Regions from separate parts of the Homo sapiens genome. Here region 1 is linked to region 2. A link is a contact called in ENCODE Hi-C or POLR2A ChIA-PET data. All regions are on one chromosome and are shown on one strand. The core of a region is the stretch at or near the end of the contact, and the rest is flanking DNA. Distances in the headings are between cores, read along the strand shown. Region 1 holds the start of LINC02889 (long intergenic non-protein coding RNA 2889). Region 2 has its middle 42 kb from the start of LINC02889.

What was found. A loop is a pair of places that touch in the nucleus more often than their neighbours do. ChIA-PET counts read pairs that join two places held with the same protein, here RNA polymerase II (POLR2A).
Region 1: a loop to region 2 is called in a map of PC-3, with 7 times the contacts of the local background. The contact joins the promoter of LINC02889 here to the enhancer-like site in region 2. A Hi-C loop is called at or near these places in 3 of 168 maps with a recorded cell type or tissue (Caco-2, Calu3 and PC-3). POLR2A ChIA-PET finds 5 or more read pairs at or near these places in 1 of 52 experiments (MCF 10A).

What each region holds. Positions count from the first base shown.
Region 1 is chr7:17,557,469-17,560,751 of GRCh38, forward strand. It overlaps LINC02889 (long intergenic non-protein coding RNA 2889), which reads right to left and starts at 1,441. Exons shown (of 4, transcript NR_110013.1): 1 at 1,284-1,441.
Region 2 is chr7:17,599,144-17,602,761 of GRCh38, forward strand. No RefSeq gene overlaps it. Among named protein-coding and RNA genes, the nearest start is that of LINC02889, 42 kb to the left of the region's middle. RefSeq lists an enhancer at 1-216. Within about 2 kb of position 1,253, at least 4 of the 41 ENCODE cell types and tissues checked have a DNase peak (open chromatin) inside an H3K27ac peak, as active enhancers do; they include PC-3, where a contact is called at or near this core.

The DNA of each region.
Region 1 (3,283 bases), core at 191-2,690, 41 kb before region 2:
TTGATGAATAAACTTTCTGGATTGCTTAATACCTTCCAGATATCAGTATCAAGGCCTTGGCAAGGCAGGTGAAAATATTTCCATGAGCAAGAAGCAATTGAGAAGGACTTCCTCTGTGGGATAAATTCTTGGTAATTCCTGTGGGAAATTTTCCTTTATCCTAACATCTTTTTTTTTTTTTTTGCCTTGCCCAATTCTCAGTGTTTTTAAATACACAAAATACGGCTTTCTACTAAAAACTGGTAAATGAAGTTGGAAAAATACAAACACACACACACACACACACACACACACACACACACACACACGGTAGCCCTTTTATTGCAGCCATGTACGTAGCTTCGCTGAAGAGTTGACAAGATATATTGTGCAGCCACAGAGAGACACCACATCTTCCTTCCTCCCAGCACAACTTGTACAGTGATTAAATGTGATTAAAGTCTCAGGAACTTGGACACAGTCATATCTATTTTGGTACCACTGTCTTGATCCATCCCTACAGCCAGAAGGGAATCACCCTCTTTGTGTAAATGTTTGCTTTGTTGGAAATTCTCAAGCAGAAATTAATAGTATACATGCTTCAGGAGGAGTAGTAAATCAAGCATGATAAACAACTCCTAGGCAGTGTTTAGACTGGCCAAAAGTCATCTTAAGAATCGTGCACAATGATAGAATACCACGTTTGGCATCTATACACCAGAACTATCTATAAACAAAAAGCAAAATGGAGATCTGTCAATTAACCAACTAGTCTGATTAATGGGATCTGTCAGCATAGGTGGATAATAAATGACTAGAAAAGTAGCAAGTCTCCACTCATTCTATGTGGTGTAGACACAGTTAAATGAATCATGAATGTTTAGTGCTCTTTATAGCAGTTAGCGAACACACTTGGAACTTGTCTCGAAATTAGTTTTGATCTCTTGTTTGAAGTCAGATGCCAATATTCTAGACCCCTATGACATCATCTATTACAGACTCCTGGTTATCGAAGAGTTGAAACTAGTCAGATAGAATTGGCATGAAAAGAATTTTCAACAGAAAACAATCATGTTCAAGGAAGCCAAGTCTAGGATTTCAGGAGCTCAAAGTTTCAAATATTTTTATAAAAACATACATACATACACACACATACATACATTCATGTGGAGAGAGAAAATGAAAAGCAAGAAGACCTTTTCTTCCTTAGTCCAAATCCAATTTAATAATTATCCAGGGTATTCTCAGTAAAAACCAGGTATTTATGCCTCTATATGTATGTCACCAAAATGGAGCCAGCTTACCTGAAGGTCCTCTGAGGCTGTCACTTTCCTCTAGTGCTGTCCCATAAACCTGAAGGATATACAATAACAAAGGGGACAATTCCGTGGGACGAAAATCTTATTTTAAATAACTTCTCTATACTGACTTCAAGCCAAATGAAAAAACTACAGCTTTTTTGGAATTTTATTCCATTTCTGTTGTCTGATTCATAAGTGTTGTTAAATATTTACCAGGAACCTGCCAACAGTTTCTCAACATTAGTTAATCATAGGTAATGCTATTCCATTAACAACTCAATAAACTTCTTTAAAGTTGTACAAGGTAAATTTCAGTACCTTAACACTGCTAACCCATCCTTGTAGAATAAATATTTGCTTTGAGTTTCTCTATGCCAAGATTTATGGGATCAAGTAATCTAAATCTCCTTTTGTAAATAAGGTGTGCCCTCAAGAGGATGAGAGTGCAGACTCTACAGTCTTGTCTGCCTTCTCTCCACAGGTCCTTGAATAAAGCGTTCCATGTCTCCAGATAAACAGACTTGGGGCACTTCTGACCAGTATCCCAGCAGCAGAGGCTTTGGGAAATATTTTCAAGACGGTTCAAGCCTCCCTTCCACAGATTCTCTCACATCTGCCAGCCTGAAGTGGGCTGTGTTGGTTCATGTCTACCAGGACACTAAATGGCTGAAGGCCATTTTTTCTATTCTAATTATTGTTGCTTCTTTGTAACAATTTTTATAAAAGTCCAGCCTAATTTCTTTCCCAGCACACATGTATCTTCAGACACACATCTAAATCCAGGCTTTCATGATTAATCCTACTCTGAGTCAGCTGGGATAGAGCTCTGATGATGGGATATCCTACATGGTCATTAACTGCTGTTTGCACAAACACATCACTCAACGTGACTTCCACTGGATCTACCTTGTATGCAGAGTAGAAAGCTGCTTGTATGGAGTGACTTCTCTGTTGCCTGACCAACCACATGCAAAAATAACCTTTCCACTCACTGATACTGAATTCTACCAAAGAAGACAAGCCATCCAATCAACAACTCTCATAGTAAAGCACATGGCAAACATTATAACTGTATTACTGTATTATAAAACTGTATTATTAAAGTCTACTCTTACAGAATACTCGAGGAAATTAAAAAATGACAAATTCTCATTTATGTACACACCACTTATATCAGGTTCTTCTGGAGAATATATTCTGTTTGACGGAAGAGGAAGGAAGAGAGGATAAATTATGTTTATTGGAGAACTACCTAACCCAGACTTTGTACTAGGTGCTTTTTGAAAATTATCTCTTTAATTTCTGCAACCACAATAAGCCACAGATAACCCTGTCTTTGCTTCAGAGATGATTGTGCCCAGTCTCATAGGAGTTAAGCAATTTTTCCCAAGTCCTATAGCTGGTAAATAATCAGTTTAAGATTCAAGTAAATCATTTTATCAAAGCAACATTGAGGCAAGAAAGAAGAGTATGATATACAATTTTTAAAAGCCCAGACACCCACACATTTCCTGTAAGGAAAAAAATGTATTGATGTGTATGATAAAAATTAGGCCCTCAGCTCCTTGAAAAAGAATTGTTTGAGCCCCTGTAAATCTTTACCCAGTTAGTGTTCAAATAAATATTCCTGTAAAGATATCTTCAGGGTGAGAAAAGCCATAAACAAACTCCATTGTCATTTCCAGCATTTAAATCAGGACTAATCACAAGGAGCCAGTGTTAGCCCAATCCCCCTCACCTAGTTCCCCTCACTCTTTGCCAATACGCAGTTTTTAATCTGTTTCAGGAAGGAGTCCGAGGCGGTTTGGAAATACAAATTAACCTGAAACTACTTCCTAAGGCATTACCAGAAATCACGTTTTAGATGTCAAGATGACTTGCATTGTTCTAAACTTCCAGGCTGTGCCAATGGCCACAAAGGTAAATGGGGCATTGGGACAACCATGTGAAGGACTAAGTTGCAACATGAAGCAAGCACACTCTTCCGCATGAGTCACCTGAAA
Region 2 (3,618 bases), core at 3-2,502:
GGGCAATCACTGCCCAACAGCCATCAACAAAGTAAATCCTGCCAACAATTATGTATGTGAGTTTGGAGGCAGATTTTTCCTCAGTTAAGCCCAGTGGACCCCTTAATTTTAACCTGTGAAATAGTGGTCCCAAGTAAGCCATGCTCAGATTTATGGCCCATGGATACTATGAGATAGTAAAGAAGTGATGTTTTAAGCCACTAAGTTTTAGGGTAATTTGGTAGGCAGCAATATAATCATTGTGTCTCCAATACAAAAAAAAAATAAATTTTATTGTCATGTTTAGAGCTATTCTAAGCACTTCATATGTATTTATTCATTTAATCATGACAACAACCTCAGGAGATAAACACAATTATTTTCCTATTTACATATGAGGAAAGTGAAGCAGAAAGGTTAACTGCCAAAGTTCACTCAGCTAAGTAAGGATTAGAGTGAGTGCTCAGATTAGATATTTTAATACATAATCATTAATTCATTCATTTAGCAAATGAACGAATAAATGAATAACCCTATTGCTCTGAAAAGCAAGAGAATAAATATTTCAGGGACTACTAAAACACTTTTAGCACTTAAAAAAATTCAGTGAAATTAATCAATGCCCATGTAATGGACTCTCAGTGTGTGTTAGTACTTTGTGGCCCTGTTGTTGGCATAAAATAGCTGCTCCCTTAATCCAATATGCACTGTAAATATTACGTGTACTTTATGCTATCTACAGGTCGGTTTAGGAAATCACGCAGAAGAATCTGGTCATTAGCCAGGATGTATGGCACGAGATTTATGGCTGAGACAGGTGAATCTGACCATTTTATTCGACATAAATTACCAGCTTCAGCTGTAAGCAAACCACTTATCTATGTTGAATAGCTAATGGACAGTTTATAGGATATCTTCTTGTTTCCCATTCTGTGCTGTGCTATGTAATGCCAGCACCTTCACACCAGCAAGTTGGATCATGTGGTTCATATCGGATGACTTCCTTGCTATGATTTAGGTGTGGTTTCCAAATAATATAGTTCCAGAATATGGCTTGACTCCAAAGACTGAGACCAGCCTGATCACACATCTTTACCATATCCCTTATTAGAAGCAAAAATGAACCCTCAACAGTGATCATTTCAAAAGTTTGATTTGAATAAAAGAGAAATGGGTGGGACTAAATTCTTCAACACTAATCCTATTTTACCTCCCGGGATTCTGTGGGTGTTTGGGCAGTAATGTAATAACAAATATGCTGATATGTGTCTGAAAAGAATGTTACATGACCATGAGTCATTATGCCCATTGCTTCAAGGCTGTTTAGGTAGCTGGCAGGAAGTAGTATGTGTCTCCAGAGCATAAAATTGGCCGCAAAGTAGGTAGGGCCTATGAAAATACTGATGTAATGTAAACATTGTATTTCTAAACTATTTACAAGGTCATCCCTACCCTACATGAGAGGTCAGCTCTACCACTAAGAGGTCCCACATGGACTTCTACAATATTCTTTGGGTTTTGGCACTTTTGCAGCACAGCTCACTTCTGAAGTGTGTGGGAAAGGCCGAATAAAGTCATCAAAAGAACCCTTGATTTAGAGTTCATCTGTGGGATTTTCATTCAAGTCAGTTCACTTGGCTATAGTTTACTCAAAAATGAAAATAATCTTAGACCACCTTTTTTTTTAGGATTAGCCTCCTTTCCACAGCTTGATAGAATTCCCAGTGATGATAAACTATCTCTTTCTGATATCTCTCAGGGGCAATTTCACTCTGAGAGACAACATTAGCATATCACCCCATGGTCACCTAAACTTGCCCAGAGATTTTTCAATATCTACACCTCTCTTCTAATTTACATCCTAGTAACTTCAAACTGTGTGGAAAATAAAAAGTAGCATCTCCTCTCCAAAAGTTTGGGGACCGCTACCCTTAATAAGAAAGCATATAGGGAAGGAATGGCAATCACTTATGTATAAATCAGTTAACCTGATTATCCACCTTCTACAACACTCCTAAGACAATGTGTTTATTCTTACTTATAGTGAGACTGCTTTAAATTAAGAAAGGGGCCCTGCAGTAGCAGTTAATATTTATTAAACATTAATTTAATCCTCACAATAACCTGGAAGTAACGGATTTTACAAATGGGGGTTCTCAAATACAAAGAAGTAACTTTCCGAAGATCACGTGGCTCACATTGATAGAGTGATTGAACCACCTTAAACCAGAGACTTAGCCACACCTGAATCTAACTCAAGGAAACATCTCATTCTTCAGCATGACAGGCCAGGTCAGGATTGAGAGGCTAAAGTTTAAATCAGGTCCTCAGCTTCCTTTCTTAGCATGTTTTTCCCACCTCAGCCATCCAGTCCTTTCCCACACTCCAATAAGTCTGTTTTCCAGAAAACACAAGTTACCAGTCAGGATATGTTAAGATAAATCATTGCTTTGCCTCCCCTGAGGATATTTGCATTTAAAACACCTTGCTCTATTTTTCAACCTAAAAGTTTCTCAGCAAGTTGCCATTAAAGAAATTTTAGACATCTATCAGCAAATGTGGAGGAAAGAATGGGCCAGAAATGTGTAATTAAGGCAGAATTTTCCTTCATGCTTCAGAAAGCACACCACATGGAGCTACCAATCCGCTCATAATTTCTTGTCCAGAGATTCCTACCTTGCTGCTAAATGAGGAATAGAAATTGCATCCAAGTCTGTTAAAGTCAGCTTTCGTCCTTTGGGGTTTTTTCCCCAAGTTGGTGGATGGGGGGCTTTTAGCATTCCTCAGCCACTTGGAAATAGAAAGACAGTGCACACATATCAACTTTGTGAACTTTAATTCAGGAAGGAAAAAGGAAATCTACCAGAAACATGAAGGACACTACCTCCTGAGGAGGAGAATATAGGCAAATGGCCCCTATATAGGTACAGCTGATAAAATTGACTGAAGCCCTAGTATGTGAGAGAGGCAGAGAGCCTCCCTCTATGACTCACCTTTCCCCTAAGGATCTGAGCAACCCAGGCCAGGGAGAGCATTTTGTTTCTCCTAAGCTCTGGAGCTAAAATGGGGAGAAGCTTGGACATACTGTGAGAGAAAGACATTGGGAAAAGCTGTAGACATTTTCCCAGGCCAGAACCAAGAGGAGAATGTCATTTTTATTCTGAGTGCATACAAAATCAGCCATTCTTCGGTAACACAGCATCATGGCTGCACAGGCATTTTACTCTTGGGCCAGAGATTGCAGCACCTGCTCTGAAGCAGGGTAGGGGCCTCCACAGCTAGGACTGTGGAAAGTACCTCAGGAGTAGATCCTGGAATTGTGCTCTCCCCCATCACAGGTGTGGAGTGGGAGGAGAGCTGCTACCACTGCAGTTTTTTGGGGTGATGAGATTTGCAGCCAGGGCCACCTTGGTAACCTGAAACTGGTCTGAGTGTGCCATTGCTGTGTGCACCAGCCTGCTCCACTGAGATCATGGTGAAGCAGGGCCCTCTCCACTCTACTCCCAGGCAGATCTCCAGGCATTTAGACCATTTCCTCACCTGGATCAGCAGCCTGAGATGGCCTAACATTGGGGCCCTCTCCACTCCACGCGCAGGCACAACTCCAGGCATTCAGAGCACTTCCTCACCTGGGCCAGC